Linked DNA regions of Homo sapiens: region 2 is linked to region 1. A link is a loop called in an ENCODE intact Hi-C map of the cell type or tissue named here. Cell type or tissue: natural killer cell. All regions are shown on one strand. Each heading gives the region's core, and the rest is flanking DNA. Links, peaks and the distances in the headings are about the cores only.

Region 1 (12,631 bases), core at 1,664-9,663:
AATGTACAGTTATTGTTTAATGGGTATAGACTTTCTGTTTGGGATGATAAACGTTATGGAGATAGTGGTGAATTCACTTAATGTCACTGAGTTATTAACTTAAAAATGGTTAAAATAGGCCAGGCGAGGTGGCTCATGCCTGTAATCCCAGCACTTTAGGAGGCCAAGGTGGGTGGATCACTTGAGCTCAGGAGTTCAAGACCAACATGGAGTTCTAGGCAACATGGCAAAACCCCATCTCTACAAAAAATTCAAAAATTAGCCAGGTGTGGCAACATACACCTATAGTCCCAGCTACTTGGGAGGCTGAGGTGGGAGGATTGCTTGAGGCCAGGAGGTGGTTGCAGTGAGCCAAGATCGATCGCCTACTGCATTCTACCCTGGGTGACAGAGTGAAATCTTGTCTTAAAAAAAAAAGATTAAGGGCTGGGCATGGTGGCGCACGCCTGTAATCCCAGTACTTTGGGAGGCCCAGGCGGGCAGATCACGAGGTCAGGAGATAGAGACCATCCTGGCTAACATGGTGAAACCCCGTCTCTACTAAAAATACAAAAAAGTAGCTGGGTGTGGTGGCAGGTGCCTGTAGTCCCAGCTACTCAGGAGGCTGAGGCAGGAGAATGGCATGAACCCGGGAGGCAGAGCTTGCAGTGAGCCGAGATCGCTCCACTGCACTCCAGCCTGGGAGATACAGCGAGAGTCCATCTCAAAAAAAAAAAAAAAGAAAAGAAAATTAAAATGGCTTTTTAAAAAGCAAGTTTCCAAAGATATTATAACACTTCCTTAAATAAGGTGTTTGGGTTTCTTGTGTAACTACAGGGTCACTGTTACAAATGTCAACCATTATTCTGCTGATGAGCAGATATTCTGGTCAGATATTCTCATCAAGACTATCTTAAATCAACAAGTATGTACTACTTTGTGACATTCAAATTCTTCAGAATGCCAGTTAGAATAATAAACAGACTAATAAAAATGCCACACTTTGGGATATTAGAATACTCGAAACCCCATTTGAGACCATCTCAGGTGCTACCCAAGGCAGTTTGTATGGTTATTTCCATGGAGGTTTTGAAATATTTTATTGCCTGAAGGGCTATATGAAACTGGTTTCCATCTGAACATCCGTGGCAGGGTAAACTGTCTCTTATGTTGGAGATGGATGTTACTTCGTTCGGTGTGCATTTAGTGAGTGCCTGCTATGTGCCATGGTTGTGTGAGACATCTGATCATTTAGCCAACAGATATTTATTAGTTGCTGACTGCATGCTCTGTCAGCTCATTAGTCTGCATGCTCATTAGTTGCATGACTGAATGGCTCTTCACAGTGGAAAGAAATAGATGAAACAGTTCTTGTTCTGGAGGAACTCACTTTGATCTATCAAGGAGTTAAGACTGATATTCCGATGGTATAAAAATAAAGCACTAAAAGTGCTTCAGAGGGCACAAAAGTGATACCATGGAGTTCAGAGCAGGAGAGATCACTTTGTATGGCAACCAGGGGTGGGTGGAGGTGGAGAGTGGGAGGAGACACAGAAAATGTCACAGGGGAGGCAGTACTTGAGCTTGGCATTAAAGGATTCTATTACTTCCATGGGCAAGATCAGAAAAGCCCATTCCAGGTAGAGGAAGTGGCCAACCAGACTATTGCTGACCATCACTCAATATACTTGAGGCCACAGTGCCCTCCTGTCCCCTCTGCAGATACATTTTGAGGTTACCTGAGACTTTGTGGTCAACCAATGAGTCCTGCTCCGTTGTCCACTGAGCTCTGCAGTCCTTCCCGAGTTACCTCCAGGGGCCTGGCCACAGAGGATTAGAAGTGAAATGAGCCAGGCTTGCCAAGACCTGTCTGAGCTCAGACCTCTGTCCCGTGGTTTCGTATCCTTGGGCCAGAAAATGATGAGGGTCCCAACAAAGGACTTGTCCTCCTATTTTAGCCAATAGAGGACAAAGAGAGAAAAAGTGGTTATTTGTTTCAGGGTCACAATTCCTCAGAGAAAAGAAAATGTAATGGTCTGGGTAGAGAATGAAGTCTGAACTTGTCCACCAACCTATTTTACACATTTGTGGATGCACATGCTTGCACACACACGCATACATGATTTCATTGGCAAGAAGGAATTGCACCACCTCTGTCGTGTACTCACTGGCAGGGTAAAAATCCTTTATTTCACAACACAAATCCCCCAGCAGTGATTACCCCTTGACATCTGAGAGTTGCGCTCTGATAGTGCATGTTTCCTTGAGGTCTGCTTTTGTGGAGGGAAGGTGGGCCTGGCCCCCCAAGGAAGGGAGGGGAAAGCATGTGTACTGATCTGCCACATGCTTGAAGGTGCCCAACACTTTTACTGATCTTATCTCCTTTAATCCTCACACCCACTCTGGAGGCCAGGCATTACTGACTCTACCTGTAACTAAGAACTAAGACTTCAAACTTGTGCTCATATGTTTAAAGTCCACGTGGCATCCAAGTATGGGAAAAGACGCAGGGAGAGGCACCAGAGGCAAACTTTTCCAAATATGCAATTTTGCCCAAGGTTGACCCCATGCATGTGTGTATATGTATGAACACACACTCATACACACACACACACACACACACACACACACAAAGACTTATAAGTATGAGCCCAGTCATCACACTGCCTGAGTTTGAATTTTGGTCAAATTCAAACCTCTCTGTCCCTTAGCTTCCTCTTCTGTAAACTAGAAACAATTACTGTATGATGTTTGAGATGCCTCATAATAATATGGGATGGGGGGAGGTAGGTGGGCATATAGATGAAGCAAAATTGGCCATCAGTTGATTATTGTTGATGAGTTGATCATTGTACATGAGGTTTTATCATATTTTGTGCTCTATTTTTGTATATGTTTAGAATTTTCCATCTTAAAAACTTGTAAGCAGCATTATTCACAATAGTCAAAAGGTGGAAACAACTCAAATATTTATTAGTGATAAATGGATAAGCAAAATGTATTTACATATCATGAAATATTATTCAGCCTTAACAAAGAAGGAAATTCTGACACATACTACAATGTGGATGAAACTTTAGGAATTACACATGCTAAATAAAATAAGCCAGTCACAAAATGACAAATACTGTATGATTCTACTTGTGTGATGTACTTAGTATAGGCAATTTCATGGAGACCGAAAGTAGAAGAGTGGTCACCAAGGCCTGGAAGGAAGGGGAAATGGGGAGTTATAGTTTAATAGGTACAGAGTTTCTGTTTGGGATGATGAAAAAGTTGTGGAAATGAATAGTGGTAACGGCCATGCAACGTTGCAAATGTACTCAATGCCATTAAACTGTACACTTAAAAATGGTTAAGATAAATTTTGTTATGTATATTTTACAATAAAAAAGTTTTAAAACAATGAGATTATGCATGTAAAACAGCACAGTTTCTGGCATGTTGTAAGCTCTCAGTTGATATCTGTTATTATCAGATGCATGCCATGGTGGCATTAGTGGTGCGTTGAGACAAGAAGGTCCATCCAGCCTTTCAAAGATGTGTTTTGGGAATACATTACATTGGCTGGTGCCCAGGATTTCTCCTCCTAGGCCCTGTGTCCAAACCTATGCATGCCTGTATTACCTGGCTCTACAACTATGGTATATGCAATTTCTTGGCACACCAGGGAGGCATTCATGGCCTACTGGGTTACAAAACAATAAAGTTTCTGGTCACCATGGCTAGCTGTCATGTAAGTTGTAGGTTACCACGATGAGGTAGAAGTAGATCTCCTGCGTAAAGTGGAGAACTAGCAGATAATTTGTGGGTACCCCCAGGTCCCCTCCCAGCCTACTACAAAAGGTGATTTCCAGAGACCAGCATGCCCTACCAGGCTGCCAAGTCATAATGCAAGGATTCAGCCCGCACACAGGTGCTCTTGAGCCCTTTTAAAAACTTAATTTGCTAACACCTGCAGTCACCCAGTAGAAGTAGTTTTAGCAAGGCTGCAGGGGTCCCCAAAACACCACCATGTGTGAAAAGTAATAATCCTGGCATTCTGGTATGCACCTACCGCCTCTGCCTTTCATAATAATAATAGTTTATTTTCAGTCCATGCCGTATAGTTTTAAAAAGCCTTTTGTTTATATTTGTTTATATTTCACCTAATCCTTATGAGAACCTTCTGAGAGAGGTACAAGTATGGCTCCCATAGTGCAGAAGAGGAAACTGAGGCTGGGGAAGATTATAGGGTTTTTCCGAGATCACATAGGTATAAGCACTGGAGCCAGGTCTGAAGGCAAGCCACCCTCCATGCTCACCCCACGCCTTCTGTGTATTCCTTCTCTTTAGTCCTTGACTTTTATAACCCTCTCCACTGTACCCCTATCTACCTGTGGCTCCCTTGATAGGAGGGACTTTCTGAAAGAAGACATGTCTACAAAGCAAGATCAAAGAAAAGGTACTTTGCTTTCCTTATGGCTCCCTAGGGAAAGTGTCAAGTTCTTGAATTTGGAATGGCAACTCCCTCTCAAAAAGCCTTTTAGGGATCCCACTACCTTGATGCCTCTCTAAGCACTATTACTCCCCAGACTTCTATCTTGCTTTACTGACCCATATCCCACCTGACATCCCTACAAGGCAAGGAGCAGAATTTTGATGTCGCCCCCAACTGAATGGTAACGTGGTTTTTTCAGCATTCAGAACATCCCCTGCTGTCTCTATCTATCCTCTGGCATTCACAACATATAAGACTACCGTTTGCTCCCATTCCCCACATATTCTCCATACAGTCCTTTAGCAACACTTTGGATTCTGAGTTTAACCTACATACAAGTGCCATCTGGGACAGTGAAATACACCCCACTGACCTGCAACCAAGTTCTCTCTGCTCGGGGGCCAAAGACTTCCACTCCTAAGAGTTGTGCCTGAATCAGAATTGCCTTTACTACCCTCACAGCCAAGACTCTCCCACTCGGCGCTTGCTCTTTCTTTCGTTAGTTGACTCATGAATGAATGAATGATTCATTTTTCCAAGATTAATGCTATAGACATGCATTTTGTCTTCCTACCTCAGTGAGTTGGTGTGAACCAAAATATTATGTACAATTCAGGTATGGAAATGAAATGTCAAGGAAAGTTCATTTGTGACTCGGAATACTATTGAGACACCCACCCACATCTCAACAGGGCTATTGAGTGCTACCAAAGCCCCCTTAGCTTGTATTGTGTTTCATAGCTATTATTTCATACACAGCTTGGACAGGCAGAGGATAGTTACAAAAAGGTTATGCAATCTTTCTCAGGTCCTTTTCCTAGCATCAGTTATGATTCTAAATTAGGGAGAGCTTGTGACATTTCCACTCTGATTTATCTCCTGAGCCTCATTTTCTTCATTTACTCTTTGTCAGCACCTGCCCCCTGCTCCCAGCCATCTTGCCATAACCAATTTCTGGTCATGTCGAGGTCAGGGCTCAGGACCGGAACACTTTCAAAGGCTCCAGGAAATAAGAATCTATGCCGTTCTATCATTTCCAGTTTTTCCATGATTTAGGGCAATTCAAAGCCCTAAATATAGAAGAAGCCATCTGGGTCAGCTCTTTCTACCCCTGGCCTTTTTTTGGGTTGGTGCAAAGATAATTGAGGTTTTGGCCATTACTTTTAATACATGGGAGGAAGCTGAAGCCCGGGGAAGTTAAATGGCTTTTGAAAGGCACACAGCTAGCTGAGAGCAGAGCTGAAGCCATAGCTCAGGTTTCTGGGTCCCGTCATCATCCCACTAACCTGGCAGAGCTCTGCAAGGCTATGGCCCCCAAGCAGGGCTCCCCTGGCTGGCCAAACATCGCCTGTTCATGGGTCACTCAGCTGATGGCTGCCTAGTTCCCTGCTGTTCTGTGGATGGCAAAACAGTCTCTGGTGCCCTCAAGAGGCAGAACTGAGTAGTGGTGCCCTCCTAAAAGATCTAGATGCAGCCTGAGAAATGAACCCTCAGATCCACCTCCACCCCCATTTTACAGAACACATTGGATTCATCTTTTTATTTTAAAGATCATGAAACATGTTTAAGAATATCAAAATATATTTGAAACACAAACTTCCCCTAATGCCCTCAAAAGCATAGACTAGAGGCCGGGCGCTGTGGCTCACGCCTGTAATCCCAGCACTTTGGAAGGCTGAGGCAGGCGGATCACAAGGTCAGGAGATCGAGACCAGCCTGGCCAATATGGTGAAACCCCCATCTCTAGTAAAAAAAAAAAAAAATACAAAAATTAACCAGGCAGGCAGCATGCGCCTGTAATCCCAGCTACTCAGGAGGTTGAGGCAGGAGAATTGCTTTAACCCAGGAGTGGAGGTTGCAGTGAGCCAAGATCACACCACTGCACTCCAGCCTGGGCAACAGAGCAAGACTCCATCTCAAAAAAAAAAAAAAAAGAAAAGAAAAGAAAAGAAAGCATAGACTAGAACTAGAGCCTGGACCCCTGTGAGAACCAAGAAGCCCGTAGGCCCAGGCCATGTGCCTACTCCCCTGAGAACCTCTCCAGAACCTAAACTTGAAAGGTGTGAGCAGAAAGGAAAGGTGGTGAGGTAAGGTAACTCCATGGATAACCAGGTGCTGGCTTCTCTCTTGGTCATAGGAGAGCCACAGCACTGCCTTCTCATCAAAGGCTGGAAAAACCTATGTTCAGGATGCACAGCCCTGGGTGGTGAGTCGGGGCTGACTCATAGTAAACAAGAAATGGGCAAGAATATCTCCCTGGTGGTGTCCTGAAGCCCTGGCCTCCCTAGAGGTGCTGGGAAGGGAAGTGTGAGAGTACTACAGGAATGTGCACGGGAAGGAGGAAAGGAACCAACAAAGGGTGATCTAGATGGGGGGGACCACGGGTGGAGGAGTCAGGAAGGCCTGGGAGTTCTCAGAGCAGCAGTGACAGGGGGTGAGCCCAAGCCATCAGCTTCATTGCTAAGAGCTATAAGGAACCCAGGGCTGTCTGCATCTTTGTTCTGTAAAAGACATCTAGACACTGGGGCCTTTACTAACCACTCACACATACTCTATGCAAGCAAAATTAATTGTTCTATTGTCTATTCCCATAGCCCTGTGTAGACACTTACCTTGTGTTACATTTTGTTTCATATCTGACTCCAACTATCCAATTCGACAAATATTTATCCAGTGTTTCTGTTTGGCAGGGACTGTGCTGCCACAAAAGACTTAAGCAACTCTGTCTCATTTGTCTCTAAGTCTCCTGCACTGCCAGCAAAATGCAACTTGATAACTATTAGATTTAAATACTGTATTTTTAGGCAGGACAAATAGAGATGCTGATTCCATTTGTGAAGTATGGGATTCTAGGCACTTGGGTTTCTAGTTCATAGTTCTATGTGTTGTTCTTATATATGTGGCCAATGGGGGCCGTCCTCTCCCTGACCCTCTACTGTCTTTTTCTTCCTCATCCTCACTCTAAGGAAGATGGTTGTATCAGTCAGGGTTATTAACCCCAGCTTCTGTCACAAATAATCCCTAATCTCAGTAACTTAGCACAATAAAAGTTTATTTCTCACATAAATTTTTTTAAATATTTTAAAATTATACTTTAAGTTCTGGGGCACATGTACAGAACGTGCAGGTTTGTTACATAGGTATACATGTGCCATGGCAGTTTGCTGCACCCATCAACCTGTCATCTACATTAGGTATTTGTCCTAATGCTATCCCTCCTCCTCTCCCACCCCACACCCCGACAGGCCCCGCCCGGTGTGTGATGTCCTCCCTGTGTCCATGTGTTCTCATTGTTCAGCTCCCACTTATGAGTGAGAACATGCAGTGTTTGGTTTTCTGTTCTTGTGTTAGTTTGCTGAGAATGATGGTTTCCAGCTTCATCTGTGTCCCTGCAAAGGACATGAACTCATCCTTTTTTATGGCTGCATAGTATTCCATTGTGTATATGTGCCACATTTTCTTTATCCAGTCTATCATTGATGGGCATTTGGGTTGGTTCCAAGTCTTTGATATTGTCTCACATAAATTTGAAGATTCTGTTTCTTCACACACTTCCAGGCACAGCAAAGCATAATGGCAAGTCACAGATTCAGACATTCCTGGTCAAGCTGCTCTCCTTGGCAGCTCTCTCCTAAAGTGGCAACTCAGCATCCAGGCTCCTTCTATCCTGTGGCTCCACCATCCCCTAGGCCCTCCTTGTCACCTCTCCTGGATCCTCTGCATTCAGCCAAATGGCAGTCAAAGAAAGAGATGAAATGCCCTGTACCTGGAACATAACCACCTCAGCCCAGAGGTGACACACATCCCTTCTGCTTAAGATCTCTTGATGAGAACTAGTAGCATGGTCCCTCTCACATGTGCCGGAAGCTGAGATGGGTTCTCAGGCTGGAAAGTTGCTTGCTAGCAGTAATTCCATCTCAGAAGGGAACAAGAATTTTTGGTGTAGTTGGCTCTGACGAAACAGTACTTTGGAACAATTAAGCATGAAAAGTTCTGCCATGAGAGACAGAGAAAGCAAAAGAAATATTGTCTTATAAATACTATATTCTGTAAAATCTGGAAAAACAACCTGTTCCTGGGGAGATTTGTCTAGAATGATCAACTGTACCCCCAAGGATCCTCTGTAACCCTGCCAGGATCTCCATAGAGTTGCTCCCCTGGGTTACCAGGAAGTTGGAGCTAGAACCCAAGGGTACAAATACAGATGAGTGGGAGCAAGGGTGCCTGCCGACCAAGTGCCCTTCAAGACTGGCTCTCTTCAGACTGAAAGGAAGTCTTACTTGATGGGAAAGGCAAAGAACCCCTCTCTGTCATTCTTTGGAAACAAGACTGTCTTCTTTCAAGTAAAAATTCTGTCCCTTCTCACACTTCCAGGCACAACAAGGTATAATGGCAGGTCACACATACAAGTAAGCTCCCTGTGTCAGAATTTCTGAGCTGAGAAAAATGGATGACTGACTGAAACCTTTGATATGAAAGGAAGAAGCGGTCTGAGGAATCAGCTTGAGAGAAAAAGGAAGCCCTGACTTCCTCTGCATGCCTTCACTGGTCCAGAAAGAAATGGGTTTGGAGCCACTGATATCTACATCTCTTCCTTTAAAATATGAGACCTAAACATCAAAGGGTTCTCTGGTCTGAGGCATGGGTTTGCACATAGAGGTGATGACTTATCAATAATATATTTTAAATTGAGTGCCAATTAGGCTACAGGAAATAATATAATTAAAATTTAGAGACAGCTCTAAAACTTGATTGAAGACCTGGAACAGTCGGTTTGAAGTGAAGTGAATAATGCTTCACTCTTTTGCCAAAACACAGATATAAATATTACCCAAGCCTAAAATCCTGCCCAATCAGCTGCTTGTATGGAGCTATGGGAGAGATGGAGGGGAAGAGGGGGAAGAGTTTGTTAGAAGGCTACAGATAAGCCTTATGCAATGAACCAACTAACAATGTGGGAAATGGGCCTCCTAGAAAAGGTGGATCCTATGGAGTGAACTCTCTCCCTTCCCTGGAGCTACCAAGGAGAGGAAAAAAAGAGGGAAGGGCTAAACAGATATTGATGTCACAGCATCATCACCCTTGATGCTGACCACTAAACACTAACCTGTGGCTCCTAAATTCTTTCTGCACAACTATAAGACTAATCCAAAAACCTAGGTGGGGGACTGGCCTGTAAGTAGGGGCTGAGTAGCTCTAGCTATAAAGGATTTACAAGTAGGGACTGGGTACACATTACATTATCATCATCAGAGAATGCAGTATGAAGCATCCTGTATGGTTAGTGGAGTTTGAATTAAGATTAAAAAGGATGTAATTCTTAATTCACAACTAAGAAATTGACATTGGGACAATCCACAGAGGTCATTCACATTTCACCAGTTTTACATGCACTCATGTATGTGTGTGTGTAGTGATGTTCAGTTTTATTGCATGTGAGGCCAGGTGGTGGCTCATGCCTATAGTCCCAGCACTTTGGGAAGCTGAAGCAGGTGGATCACTTGAGGCCAGCCTGGCCAACATGGTGAAACCCCGTCTCTACTAAAAATACAAAAATTAGCTGGCTGAGGCACAAGAATCACTTGAACCCAGGAAGTGGAGTGAGCCAAAATCACGCCACTGCACTTCATCCTGGGTGACAGAGCGAGACTCTGTCTCAAAAAAAAAATTGCATATGTAAATTGACGTGATCACGAATATAATCAAGATACAGAACTGCTCCACCACCATAAGGCTCTGTTATTGCCCTTTATAGCCATCCCTACCCCATCCCCCATCTCTAACCCGTGGCAACCACTAATCTGTTCTCCATCTCTATAATTTTATTTCAAGAATATTGTGTAAATGGAATCATATAGTATGTGACCTTTTGAGATTGGCCTTTTTCACTCAACATAATTTTTTTGAGATCCATCCAAGTTGTTGCATGTATCAATTGTTTGTTCCTTTTTATTGCTATGTAGTACCCCATGGTGTGGATATACTACAGTTTGTCCATTCGTCTGCTGAAGAACATTTTGGTTGTTTCCAGTTTGGGTCATTTACAAATAAAGCTACACTTAACAACAACAATAACAAAAGGATATACTTCTTGTCTTCTAAACCAATGATTCAAACTTAGTGCAAATAAGAATCATCTTGGGTATGGGGAGGAGAATGTATTGAAAAGCTAATTCCCAGGGCCCCAGCTAGAAAAGTACTCTGGGATTGGACCAGATGTCTGAATTTCTAGTAAGCATGACTAGGTAATTCTCAAATACATGCTAGGGACATAGTTGAAAACAACTACGGGCTAAGAGGCTACAGTCTGATGGATTTGACAGAAATAAAAATAATTTCTATCATCATCCAGGAAATATATATATATATACATATATATATATATATGTATATATATATATTTTTTTGAGATGAAGCCTTACTCTGTTGCCCAGGCTGGAGTGCAGTGGCATGATTTCAGCTCACTGCAACTTCTGCCTCCCTGGTTCAAGCAATTCTCCTGCCTCAGCCTCCCGAGTAGCTGGGACTACAGGCTCACACTGCCATGCCCAGCTAATTTTTTGTATTTTAATAGAGATGGGGTTTCACCATGTTGCTTGGGCTGGTCTCAAACTCCTGAGCTCAGGCAATCCACCCATCTCGGCCTCCCAAAGTACTACGATGACAGGTGTAAGCTACTGCACCCAGCTGAAAAATAATTTTTCCTAAAAGGAAAAACAGCCTTGTTGCTTGATACCATCTTATCATGGAACTTTCAAAAACTGAATATGTATATTTCATTTTTTGGCAGTACACACTTTACGTTTCAAAGCTGTGATCTATTTTTTATATTTTTGAGGCTGATTCTGTGTCTTGAGAAAGCCAAATGTTGCATTGTTAGTTTAGGCACAGATGTGTGGACTCACTGCAGGTGAATGTCTCCAACAAGGCAGGAAAATCATGGGTCCTTTTTAAAACAGGTGGTAGAAGGACAACCACTGATTCTATAAAACATGAACAGTTACACCAAATTGTTCTGTTTACAGCAAATATATGAAGTAGGAGTATTTTCTTCAAAAGTGGTATTGATTCTAATTAAACTGACCTATAGCAGATTTTTAAAACTATTTTTAATTTGAAATGTTTATTTAGGAAGAATGGCATGAAATAGTTCACACATTAGCTGATGTAGAAATAATATAATTGTACCCATAATGGGATAAAATAACAAAAGACTCTCTGAGTTGAAAGGGATACTGAACGTAAACTATTCCAACCACTTACCTAATGTTTGTCAGCCTGCGGAAATAGAAACTACAGGGCCAGGTGTGGTGGCTCATGCTTGTAATCTCAGCACTTTGGGAGGTCGAAGCTAGCAGATTACTGGGCCCAGGAGTTCGAGACTAGCCTGGGTAACACGGCAAAATCCCATCTCTACAAAAAATACAAAAATTAGCCAGGCATGGTGGCATGTGCCTGTAATCTCAGCTACTTGGGAGGCTGAGGCAGGAGGATCATCTGAGCCCAGGGAGGTCGAGGCTGCAGTTAGCAGTGATCGTGCCACTGTACTCCAGCCTGGGCAACAGAGTGAAACCCTGTCAAAAAAAAAAGAAGAAAGAAAGAAAGAAAGAAAGAAAGAAAGAAAGAAAGAAAGAAAGAAAGAAAGAAAGGAAGGAAGGAAGGAAGGAAGGAAGGAAGGAAGGAAGGAAGGAAGGAAGGAAGGAAGGAAGGAAGGGAAGGGAGGGAAAGAGAGAGAGGAAGGAAGGAAGGAAAGAAAGAAAGAAAGAAAGAAAGAAAGAAAGAAAGAAAGAAAGAAAGAAAAAGAAAGAAAGGAAAGAAGGAAAACTACAGGCCTGGGAGACGTAAGAACTGAGTTTAAGTTTCAGCCTTGCCACTTGGCCAGCAGCTGTATAATATTAGACATGTGGCTTAAGTTTCCTCAGCCTCAATTTCCTCAGCTGTAAAATAATATGGTGACCATCATGGTCTCTTTCAGTCCTAACATTCTATGATTCCCTTCTCCAATCTTTATCTCCCTCTGGATATTTATTCATAACCTGAAAAAGAAAGATGAGCTGATTTTCACATTGCAAATTATCTCTCAATTTAGAATGAATGAATTAGAACATACATATGGACAAAGATAAAAAGAAACTAAACCTAAAATTAAAATCTCCTTATCTAAAACACTTA
Region 2 (12,631 bases), core at 2,764-10,763, 1.3 Mb before region 1:
GGATGGAGAAGGCGTCTGTCTGCAGGCTTCCTTCCTCCGTCCTCTCGCGCTCACCTACAGTGCCGGCCGCCGACAGGAAGACGGCGAGTTCGGGGAGCAGCTACAAGCAAAGTCAAAAATCAGCAAACGTCAACCGTCATCACTTTTCAAACTTGCCGCCTCCTACTGGAAGTCCCGCCCCATTCCGCCAAGCCCACGTCCAACCGCGACGGATGCCGGTTGGGCTCAAGAGACGCCAGGCAGGTGGGACTGGAGTTGTCATGGAAGGGGCAGGGCGCAGGGCGGAACCATTGCTCGCGGAGCTGGCGTCGAGTCGGAACCTCGGACTGCAGGAAGTGGGAGCACCGCGGTTTCGGGGAAGAGACCGGGGTTGAGCGTCTAGCCCATCTCTGCGTGACTTCCGCCAGCGTTTAGAGCGTTTTCGGGGTCCGAGTTGAAGAGCAAAACCAAGTGAAGGAAACTTCACTAAGTTCAGGGTGACAAGGGAGGAAGTACAGAGGTAATTTATAGAATTCCAGAGTAATAATAACTTGTTGAACATTGATTATGTGCCGGGTTTTGTTAGATGCTTATAAGCATCATCTCATTTAGACTTCATTAAAGGGGAGAAAAGGGATAGTGGAGAGATACTATCATCCCCTCAGGTGAGGGCTCTGAATCAGAGAATGCAGTTCTCTGCGCACAGTAGTTCACAAGTAGCATAGCTGGGATATGAACACACATCCTCTGACTCTGTGCTCATAAGCACGACTTCAAGAGGTGGAAGGAACATAACAGTTCATCTGGTCAAATCCTCTCGCTTTCACCGATATGAAAACTGGACTCAGAGAGAAGTGATTTGTTAGAAGTTATACAGTAAGTGGGACTGTAAAGTAGAAACCAGGTCTCCTGATTTTAGCTTCTCCCTCTTCGATCAGTGCTTTTCACCTCTGAACTGTTCCCCAAATTTGCACATTCCTGAGTGAGTTGCATTCTTCAGATAAGGGGCCCTGAAATCTGTATTTTTTTACATGGTATTTTGTTTGTTTGTTTTGGCAAGAGTGGAAACACTGCATTTAACACAAGTTAGGAAGCCATGGCAGGCCTGGTTGTCAGGGGAGAAAGCCATTAAGTTTTATTGAGGTTTGGGACAGGAGAAGACGTAATAGGACTTGTATCTGGTCACAGAGTAGAGCATCATCTGGTGACAGTCGTGTGTTGGATGGGGAACCTGAACTGAATTATGTGAAAAAAGTGCTAGAAAGGTTGTATTGAATGTAGACACAAATTCCGCTGCTTTGTCCTGTCCTGAAGAACTAAACCTATTGATAGTGAAGTCTATACCAATTCTAAATAAAAATACATTTCATATCATTAGTTCAGGGCTTTTGTCTTTCCTTTCAATGTCTATTTACTGATGTAAGTCTCAAAGTCGGAATCTAGTAAGACCCAAAAGGACATTAAGAAAATAGATTTTAAAAAAATATTAGAGTCAGTGAGGAAAGCAGAAAAAAGAGACCTGTCTCATTGACACTTGCCAAATCAAATTGATTACTGATACATGCATAATTTCCACCAAATTATATGTCCTTAGAGGCAGGGAAGGGAACCATAGCGTAGTGACTGAGAGCACATCTCTACGGTCAAAGGGAGTTGGATTGAAATCCCTGATCACACCATTTACTACCTAGGTGGACTTAGGCGAGCTATTTAACCTAACTGAGCTCGTTTCTGCATCTTTAAAATAGGGTGACAGTTCTATCTGCTTTATACGGTATCATGAAGATTAAGTGAATTAGTTCCTGTAGAGTGCTTAATTAAGTGCCTGGCAAAATTGTGAGTACTTGAAAAGTATTAGCTGTTATTTTGACTATTATTATTTATACATGGTCCCTAGGAAAATACCTTGCAAGTGGCAAGTGCTCAACAAATGTCTAAATTGTCGTTGAGAATCTAGAAAAAAAACCAAGCGATTTATGTGAAAGCCAAGATTAGAATGGACCATGGAGAAAGAGAAAAATGAGGCAAAGGAAGAAAAGAGCAAGACAACCATTTTGTTATATCAACAATAAATATTGTTTATTTGGGGGTTAATATTACTATTGATGTGATAAATTGAGTTATATTAGAAGTAAATTATTTATTTAAAAAATGAGTGTTTATTCAAATTACCTTAATTAGAAGGTTAAATCTGACTTTTTAAAACTTTTAGTTGCCTGATACTGGTCAGTGTAAGGTAGAAGGTGGAACATCAGAATTCTCAACCTAGACATTAGTCTAAGAGTTTTGTTATCACCCATAAAAACACAGACTATTGCAGAAAACTTTAGTATTCTTTCTGATTGTAGCATCATAATTTTGTACCCTCACATGTGCTACATTTGCCCTACTATTTCATTTTCCCTGACAGCCCTCCTGCTAATACCTCCCTTCACAGCCTAGACTGCATGGTTTATCAGCATCCAAACTTCCTGTGTCTGATGCCTCTGACCCAGGTGCCTGTCAAAATCTTATCCGTGCATCTTGTCTATAAATTCTTAGCTGGAAACACTGGAGAAAATGACACAAAGTGATATATGACAGATTGTCAGTCTCCATCTTCAGCTCTTTCCCTGATTCCTGACAATCCTTTAATTTATCATCAGTAATTTCCCTGTCCTGTAACTTTCAGTGATTTCTCACAAACTTTACCCTTTCTTCATTCCTCTTCCCAACCTAAATTCCTCTCTTTAATAGAAAGTGACCAGAGTGGTCTTAAAGGTGTGTTTCAAGCACATAACACATTCGTATGCATCTGCAATTTGTTGTGTCTATTGCCTTTCTAATTTTAATTTCATGTTCCTTTTCTAGACTGCACTTTAAATTCTGGATGACAGACCTATCAGGACTGAGTGGACCTTTGAGTGACAAGATGGGGGTGTTCCAAAGAGACCATGGCAGCCTGCAGCTAGGACTTTAATGCAAGTGGTGATGCTGTGATATCTAGTGCTTTAAACAAATCTCTTTTTTTAAGTGACAGGGTTTCCAAATTGTTATTTCTACTTTAACAGATCAATAGGGACAAAAAGTTGATTCACTTGGTCTAATGTGGTAGGAATAGGTGAAATACTAAGACTGGATCCTACACTCTACTTCCCATCAGGCACCCATTCTTATGAATAGAGATTCCATAGGGGCCACACACAATCCCAGTACTTTTTTCCCAGTTAATTGAGAAAATTAAAGCCATCATACAATATATAACTTCCTCCCTCTCCACTTCTGTCAATGCCACATATATCCACCTGTCTTATTTGTCTGTCTCAGAAAATGAAATGTACTTCCTCCACCAATGTATGACCACTGTTTCTTGTTCTAGACCTCTCTTTTGCATTTGGTATCATTGATTAAACCCTCCTTGAAACTCGTTTTGCATTTCTCCCATCTTTTTCTACCTGTCTCATGCTTCTTGGGGGTCTTTTTTTCTCTGCCTACCCATTAAATAGTATTTCCCAAAGTTCCAACCTTGAGTTGTTTTCTGTCTGTATCTTCCCTGTGAGCACTGTCCACTCATTGTTTTAACCTATTTGCTCATGGATTCTAAAACTACTGCTATTCCTGACCTGTTCCTTGAAGTTCCGACTTTCGGGAGGCTCACGAGCCCTTCAAACTCTAATTTGTCCTTTGCTTTCATTTGTACTCCCAATTCTATCTCATCTCACTGCTTTCAGCCATAACTACTACCACCCCCACCTACACCGCCAAATCCATCTTGTAAGTAGCAGCCAGAATGACCAGTCTCAAATGTAAATCTATTTCACTTGCCTCCTTAAATTTCTAATCTTCCTCTGCAGTCACCTTCAAGATAGTCCAACTCCATGGCCTGGTGTGCTAGGGTCTTCATTATCTTGCCACTGTTTTCCTTCCCAGTCTTGTTTCCCTTTCCAGTACCATCTCCCATCCTACCCACTTCGCATTCATGAGGCTGCTTTACACCTGAGACCTTTTGCATTCTTGTTGACTTTGTCTGGACTATCTTTATTTTCTTTGGCTGACTCTTCCTTATCCTTACTAATTTTTTAGGGCTCTTGCAAGAAGCCTTTCCTTGTTCCATAGTCTGAGTTAGTTGACTTTTCTCTCTGCTTTCTTGACATTTGTGGGTTCATTCAGAAAATATTCATTGAACCCTTATTTTGTGCCAGACACTGAGCTAGATACTAGAAATATAATAATGAACAAGCAAATATGGCAATAACCAATCTAATAATTTCCTGACAGAGTTTACATTCTCATAGGGAAAAAAGAAAAAAAAAAAGGCAGTTCAGTCTTATTGGCTCCATGCTTGATAATAGCTAGGAATTGAAAGGGTAAAAAACAAGTATTCTAGATAGAGGCTAACAATGTTTATGAAGAAGAACACAGTCTAGGAACTGAGAGATTCTAGACAGGGGTGGAGAGGTAAACAGGGACCAGATCATGAAGAACATTAGTGATGATGTCACAAAGTTTGGACTCCTTCTTAAGGCTAATAGTAACTTTGAATGGTTTCAACATGATTAGGTTAGTATTTAGATGATGAATCGCTACTCTGAGAAAAAGAACTCAAAGGGCAGCAATACCAGCAAGAAGGAAACCAGTTAGGAGATAATTGTAGTAATCCAGGGAAAGAAAGATGGCAGTTTATACTGGGGCATTGCCAGTGTGGATAGAAATAGATCTCAGAAGAATTTTAGGAAGTAGAAGTGGCAAAACTTGGTGACTGAATTGTGAGGGCAGAAGTGGGAGAAATCAAGGATAGAGTTTCTTAAACAAGCTTTGGTGAAGACAGGGACTACCCTATTTGCTGTCATGTATCCACAGCTTAGCACAAATCTTTATACGCTGGAGATGCTTGATAAGTACGAGTGAAATTTTCTGGCTTGAGTACCCAGATAAATGGGATGCCAGTCTCTGATTTAGGTAACACAGAGGCAGACTCACTTGGGAGGTAACTGGTGATTCAGTTTTAAACATGTCTAGCTCAACATGCCTGTGAAACATACACATGACAATGTCCAGATACATGGCAATTGGATGAATGATTCTGAAACTCAAAAAGAGAGGTCTGAGATGGATTCTTTGCATACTTACAAAAAAAAAGTTTATGTTATATTGAAATGATCTGTTTTGTGCCTGTCTCCACTATTATACAGGGCTGGTTCTTAATGACCTTTGATGCTCCAACACCTAACACCATGCCTGGTACAAACTGCACACTCAATTAGTATTTGTTGTTGAACTGAACTCCTTTTGAGACATGATGCGTCTAACAAAGTAATAGTAGTAGCCTCTGAGGAGGGAAACTAGCAGGTCAGAGTGAAAAAGAAATTTTCTTTTTGTTGAATATATTTTAGTTCTTTTTGCCTTTTCCTCCAATGTATTTCTATTTCCTGAGAAATAAAAAGATGACATAAAAAGTGTTCTATTAGATTTTTGTGGACTTAATACCGAAAGCAATATTCCAACTATGTTCTAGTCACTATAGAGTGGAATATTAAAATGCTATCTGATATTATATCATATTAGCTTTTTTTTTTTTTGAGATAGGGTCTCACTGTGTTGCCCAGGCTGGTGTCATCATAGCTTACTGCAGCCTCAAACTCCTGTGCTCAAGCACCACATTACGTTATTGATTGGTTTACAAATTCTATGGTTGTATTATTGATGCCATCATTCAATTCACTTATATGAATTATGAACAGTAATAGCAAGATGAAGTGAAATTATGAACACACATTTTATATTAAGGGCATGAGACAAAATCTTTGAAACTATGTACTGTATTATGCGATATATACAAAATCTGCAAAAGCAAACAAGTGTCATTGTTTTATACCTGCCTAATGTTTCATATGAGAGGAAATAATGATACGTCTCTCCTATCAGCCAACATTTCTAGCTTGCTGACATAGGTAGCATTTAATATGCAAAACCCTTTAATCACAAATATCAGAAAGCACATCTTAACTGTAGTTATAAATGGGTAAGTAAAAATGCGTAATGCTTTTATATATTTTTGAGTTAGTATTGTAGTGTATAATTTTATATAAATGGTTGAGGCCATAGATATTTTGAAAGTACGCTAGTATTTAAAGAAAATGGTAAATTCTAGTAACACTTTTGAATATACAGCATATTCACTGGGTGGCGCTGTTGCATTAGTGTTAACCTTACATAGTTTGAAAGTTTTATTTCATTTTCATTCATAAAAGTAAATTAGAGTGATAAACATTGAACACAATGTTCTGGATGAAAAAAATTAGATTCTAAATTTATTGGCATTAGAATACATGTTTAGAGCCCAGGGTTAAGAAGAAAAATAGCGTTGAATTCAAAATAGCTATCTGCTTTTTATTACCCTTTCATCATTACAAGCCTGTTAATCCACTTGACTTCTCAGCTGTGTTCATCTTTATTAGTGGATTTCAGAACTGAGCTGTACATTTGCAATACAGTATCTTTGTTAAGGACTCGCATGGAATTCTTAGTTTGGAACTATAAAGTACCTATTCTTTGCTAATTTGTGATGAGCTCTAAACAAGATCCAAGGAAGCAAAAAGTTGCTATATTAAACTCTAACCTCTCTAGTATCATTTCCCCAACTTTCACAGCAAACTCTATTATTTTAATATAGTTAGTATAGAGAACCTTAGGAATTATCAGCTGAAACAAATTAGATATTCTTAAAATTTTTTGGTCAATGTGACTTTTTAAAATTCAGTTTTCTTTTGTAGAGATGGGGTCTCACTATGTTGGCCAGGCTGATCTCGAACTCCTGGCCTCAGGCAGTCCTACTGTCTTGGCCTCCCAAAGTGCTGGAATTACAGGAATGAGCCAACATACCCGGCCTAACTTCAATTTTTATATTCTGTATATTTTCAATATTAGTATTACAATATCCAGTGCTATTTTTCAGTTATTTCAAATGAGTTAATGAGATTCTCAGGAAAAATACTGATCTTAATGTAGTCTAATTTTATTTGAATAGTTTTTGGGGCACAGGTCCTTTTTGGTTACATGATTGAATACTTTATTAGTGATTTCTGAGATATTAGTACATCTGTCACCCGAGCAGTGATTGTACTCTAATTTTTAATTAGTTAGTTATAACACATTTTAGAAGGGTGTCTTAGTTCGTTCAGGCTGCTGTAACAAGCTGCCACAAACTGGGTACCTTAAAAGCAACAGAAATGTATTTCTCACAGTTCTGGAGGCTGGAAAGATCAAGGCCCTGGCAGCTTTGATGTCTGGTGAGGGCTTGCTTTCTGGTTCATACATGGCATCTTCTAGCTGTGCCCTCGCATAATGGAAGGCATGAATGAGCTTTGTTGGACCTCTTTTTTAAGGGCACTAGTCCCATTCATGAAGGCTCCCCTGTCATGAATTAATCATTTCTCAGAGGCCCCACCTCCTAATATCACCTTGGGAGTTGGAATTTCAAAATATGAATTTTGGGGAGACACAAATATTCATGCCATAGCAGAAGGGGAATTTTTAAAAAATGAAACTCATAATAACTATCATAAATCAGAAAAATTTGGGGATAAGTAGGTTTTTTTTGTTGTTGTTGTTGTTGTTTTGTTTTGTTGGTGTTTTGTCACAGTTCTGGTGCCATGTTATCATTCTCATGAATTCTTTATGATAGTGATTTATATTGTCTAGAGTACATTTTCTAATATGGACCCTTAGGAGAAAATCACTTCTAAGTTCTCTATATCTTTTTCAAATCCTGTTTTCTCAAAAAGGGGTCTAAGTCTATGCATTTCTATATAAGTACCAAGTAATATTATCTCATTTCATCTTTAGTCTTTGGAAAAATCAGCTGCCAGTTTTTCTTTACTCTTTATTAAGCAAATTCAACCTGGTAAACACAGTTTGACCATATATATTCAAAATTATTACCTGAATATTGTTCCTAGGACAATCCATTAAGATAATTTCCATTTATACACCTTTATACAATATTTTATAATAATGATAGTGCATATTTGCAGAAGATGTACCAGATGCCAGGTGTTCTCCATGTATTACCTCATTTAATTATCACAACAACTGCATGAAGTAGTTTCTCTTCCTATTCCATTTATAAACACACACACACACACACACACACACACACACACATATATATCTTATTTACTTTAAAGAAAACTGGAACAACTAGCTCAAGGTCACATATCTAGGAAACCAGGAAGACAAAAGTTGAACCCAAGTAATTAATGTTAGAAGCTCTGTCCCTAGCTCCTCTACTGTGCTTCCTAATCTCAAACGCTTACACTGGTGGAGGCAGTGTTAATTTTTGTAACCTGTGCAGCAGACCCTTTTTATGTTCTACAGATTTTATCCCTGAATCCTTCTAGAAAGGATTGTATCCTTAGATACCTACTATTCTACCACTTCCCTACAGTACAACACAAAAGATATAGACCTATGAAGGGTTCCTCAGTTCTGTGGGGAAGGGTTTAGTTGGTTGGATACTTTGAATTTCTTTGCTATGCTTTGTTGTTCAAGGGATTATGTGTCTCTCTCCCTCCATAAGCCTTTGGGTGGGTTGGCAGTCTTACACAGACCTTCTAGGCCTTCAGAGATGCCCTACATATGTATTGTCTCATTCCTGACTCTATTTTATTCCTCTGGAAGCCTCTAGGGTCTCTCCCATCCCTTTCTTTCCTAGAATCTCCTATCACTCCAAAGAGAGAATAAAGTTCTCTCTCAGTTTTCTTCCTTTGTGTTAAATATTTCACAGCTTAGTGATTTGTTGATTGCAGTTGCCTCTAGTTCTGTTCATTGGCTAGGGCTTTTCTGAAGATTTTCTCCTAGAGTTAGTATTAACTAAAACAAAACACATTTAACCACATATTCTACCCTGAGGATTAATTTTTTTTAAAGAAAATAACTATTTTTCTGCATGAGGAATTTATAATAACATAATTTTGACATTATTTCTTTAGAATAAACCAGACTATGTTGTGTTAAGAGACATTTCTACCCCAATTGATATTGAACTATTTATCTGAAGTCACTGTTTATCCCCTTACCACAGCTCAGGTGTAACGTTATATGGGGAATTAGTACATTTTATTTCACCCTGTTATATTTTTATTTTAGGTTGAAAGACAGAAAGTAGAATGGTAAACCATGCAGGTGATTAGCTAAGTAGAAAGTAGAAGTTTAAACTAAGATTCTAATCTCAAGATAAATCAGACTTGGCAGGTATTGCAGAGGTTTTGTGTGGATTACAAATACAATAGCCATCATGCCATCAACCAGAATTCATTGAATACATGCACTTGTCAGACCCTGTGTTTTCACAACCAAAAGTTAGGACAGATTACTTACCAGTACAAAATAATGTTTTCACTTTGGATTCTTCCCTGTGTGCGAAAATATAATGCTCTTATATCTGCTGGAGTCCAGATTCCTGTCTACTAATCCATTTTTCACATCATCACAATCTACCTTTTTTATCTAACCTAATCATCCAGTACTGTTTAAAATGTATTCTCTGCTTTAATCAGGCTAGTTTCCTTAAACAATCCTGGTTCATATCACTGTCGTTTTCAGTAGCTTACTTCTACCCTGTGCGCCTTGCTCCTTTTCCATTTAGGATTCCCTTTGCCCTCTTTTCAACCTAGCCAAATTTAGTTCAGCTACCACTTCTTTCACCAGTCCTTTAGTTTCCACTTCACTTCATACAGATCTTTCTTTTATTTAGTCTCCCATTACATATAACTACTATCTGTCCCACATAATTATTGTATTAGTCCGTTCTCACACTGCTATAAAGAACTGCCCAAGACTGAGTAATTTATAAAGAAAAGCAGTTTAGTTGACTCGCAGTTCAGCATGGCTGGGGAGGCCTCTGGAAACTTACAATCATGGTGGAAGAGGAAGCAGGCATGTCTTACATGGCAGCAGGTGAGAGAGCAAGTGAAGGAAGCCAAGGGGGAAGAGCCCCTTATAAAACCATCAGATCTCATGAGAACTCACTCACTATCATGAGAACAGCATGGAGGAAACCACCCCCGTGATCCAGCCACCTCCCACCAGGTCCCTCCCTCAACACCCGGGGATTACAGTTCAAGATGAGATTTGAGTGGAGACACAAAGCCAAACCATATCAATTATATATAAGCATATCTTGTTTTATTGCACTTCACATATCTTGTTTTATTGCACTTCACTTCATTATGATTTGCAGATACTGCATTTTTGACAAATTAAAGGTATGTGGCAACCCCACATTGAGCAAGTCTGTCAGTGCCATTGTTAACAGTGGCATGTGCTCAATTTGTGTCTTTGTCACATTTTGGTAATTCTCTCAATATTTTAAACTTTTTAATTATATATCTATTATGGTGATCTGCAATCGGTAATCTTTGATGTTACTATTATAATTGTTTTGGGGCACCAAGAACCACCCATATAAGAGAACAAACTTAATAAGTAAATATTGAGTGTGTTCTAACTGCTTCATTGACCAGCCATTTTCCCATCTCTCTCCCTCTCCTTGGGCCTCCCTATTTCCTGAGACACAGCAATATTTGAATTAGGCCAATTAATAACCATATAATGTCCTCCAAGCCTTCAAGTGAAAGAAAGAGTCAAATGTCTCACTTAAAATAAAAACTAGAAATGATTAAACTTAGTGAGAAAAGCATATCAAAAGCTAAGATAGGCCAAAAGCTAGGCCTCTTGTGCCAGACAGCCAATTTGTGAATGCAAAGGAAAAGTTCTTGGAGGAAATTAAAAGTGCTTGTCCAGTGAACACACAAATGATAAGAAAGCAGAACAGCCATATTGCTGATATGGAGAAAGTTTGAGTGGTCTGGATAGATCAAATCAGCCACAACATTTTCTTAAACCAAAGCCTAATCCAGAGCAAGGCACTTGCTCTCTTTAATTATATGAAGGCTGACAGACAGGAGGAAGAAGAAAAGTTTGAAGCTAGCAGAGGTTGGTTTGTGAGGCTTAAGGAAAGAAGCCATCTTTATAACATACAAGTGTGTTATGGTTAGGCTTTGTGTCTCCACACAAATCTGGTCTTGAATTATAATCCTCATAATCCCCATGTATCAAGGGAGAGATCAGGTGAAGGTAATTGGATTATGGGGTGATTTCCCCCCTTCTGTTCTTGTGATATTGAGTTGTCATGAGATCTGACGGTTTTATAAGGGGCTCTTCCCCCTTTGCTCGGCATTTCTCTTTCCTGCTGCCTTGTGAAGAAGGTGCCTTGCTTCCCCTTTGCATTCCGCCATGATTGTAAGTTTCCTGAGGCCTCCTCAGCCAAGCTGAACTGTAAGTCAATTAAACCTCTTTCTTTATAAATTACCCAGTCTCAGGCAGTTCTTTATAGGAGTATGAAAATGGACTAATACAAAGTGTAGAGTGAAGCAGCAAGTGCTAAGGCAGAAGCTGCAACAGATTATGCAGAAAATCTTGCTAAGATGATGAAAGTGACTACGCTAAACAACAGATTTTCAATGTAGACAAAACACCTTCTTTTGAAAGAAGATGTCATCTAAGGCCTTTTTTTTTTTTTTTTTTTTGAGACGGAGTCTTGCTCTGTCGCCCAGGCTGGAGTGCAGTCGCGCAATCTCTGCTCACTGCAAGCTCCACCTCCCGGGTTCATGCCATTCTCCTGCCTCAGCCTCCCGAATAGCTGGGACTACAGGCACCCACCACTGCGCCCGGCTAATTTTTTGTATTTTTTAGTAGAGATGGGGTTTCACCGTGGTCTTGATCTCCTGACCTCGTGATCCGCCCGCTTCGGCCTCCCAAAGTGCTGGGATTACAGGCGTGAGCCACCGCACCTGGCCCATCTAAGGACTTTCATAGCTAGAGAAGAGAAGTCATTGCCTGGCTGCAAAGCTTCAAAGGACAGAATGACTCTTGTTAGGGGATAATGCAACTGGTGACTTTAAGTTGAGGCCAGTGCTCACTGACCATTCTGAAAATTCTACAGCCCTTAAGAATTATGCTGAATCTACTCGGCCTCTACTCTGTCAATGGAACAACAAATCCTTGATGACAGCACATCTATTTAAAGCATGGTTTACTGAATATTTTAAGCTCCCTATTGAGACTCTGTCGAGACTGGAAAAAAGAGATTTATTTCATATTACTGCTCATTAATAATGTTCCTAGTCACCCAAGAGCCCTGATTGAGATTTACAAGGAGATTAATATTGCTTCTTGCCTGCTAATACAACATCTGTTCTGCAGCCCATGGATCAAGGAATAATTTCAAACTTCAAGTCTTATTATTTGAGAAATATATTTCATAAGGCTAGACCTGCTTCAGTGATTCCTCTTATAGATATGGCAAAGTAAACTGAAAACCTTCTGGAAAGGATTCACCATTCTAGATGCCATTAAGATCATTTGTGATTCATGGGAGGAGGTCAAAATGTCAATTTATTATAATAGGAATTTGGAAGAAGTTAATTCCAGGCCTTATGAATGACTTCATGACTTTAGTGGAGGAAGCACCTGAAGATGTGATGGAAATAGCAAGAGAACTAGAATTAGAAGTGGCACCTGAAGATGTGACTAAATTGCTGCAATATTATAATAAAACTTGAATGGATGACGAGTTGTTTCTTTTGGATAAGAAAAAAAAAAAGGTTTCCTT

What was found. A loop is a pair of places that touch in the nucleus more often than their neighbours do. Peaks named below come from ENCODE experiments on the same cell type or tissue, not always from the same donor. Only the 100,000 strongest peaks of a DNase experiment are listed, where the experiment ranks them.
Region 2: it touches region 1 in a loop (10-fold over the local background); 7 of 110 quality-filtered maps call a loop at or near these places.

What each region holds. Positions count from the first base shown.
Region 1 is chr1:162,049,407-162,062,037 of GRCh38, reverse strand. No RefSeq gene overlaps it. Among named protein-coding and RNA genes, the nearest start is that of NOS1AP, 14 kb to the left of the region's middle. RefSeq lists an enhancer at 5,547-6,061. In natural killer cell, for the core only: a CTCF peak has its summit at 5,872 (motif pointing left); a DNase peak (open chromatin) is centred at 5,877.
Region 2 is chr1:163,309,490-163,322,120 of GRCh38, reverse strand. LOC127814295 (a long non-coding RNA gene) reads left to right here and starts at 386. Exons shown (of 5, transcript NR_182654.1): 1 at 386-499; 2 at 2,830-2,939. It overlaps NUF2 (NUF2 component of NDC80 kinetochore complex), which reads right to left and starts at 167. Exons shown (of 14, transcript NM_145697.3): 1 at 1-167. It also overlaps a transcript of RGS5 not described here. RefSeq lists enhancers at 1-177, 218-427. In natural killer cell, for the core only: CTCF peaks have their summits at 5,953 and 6,154 (motif pointing right); a DNase peak (open chromatin) is centred at 6,150.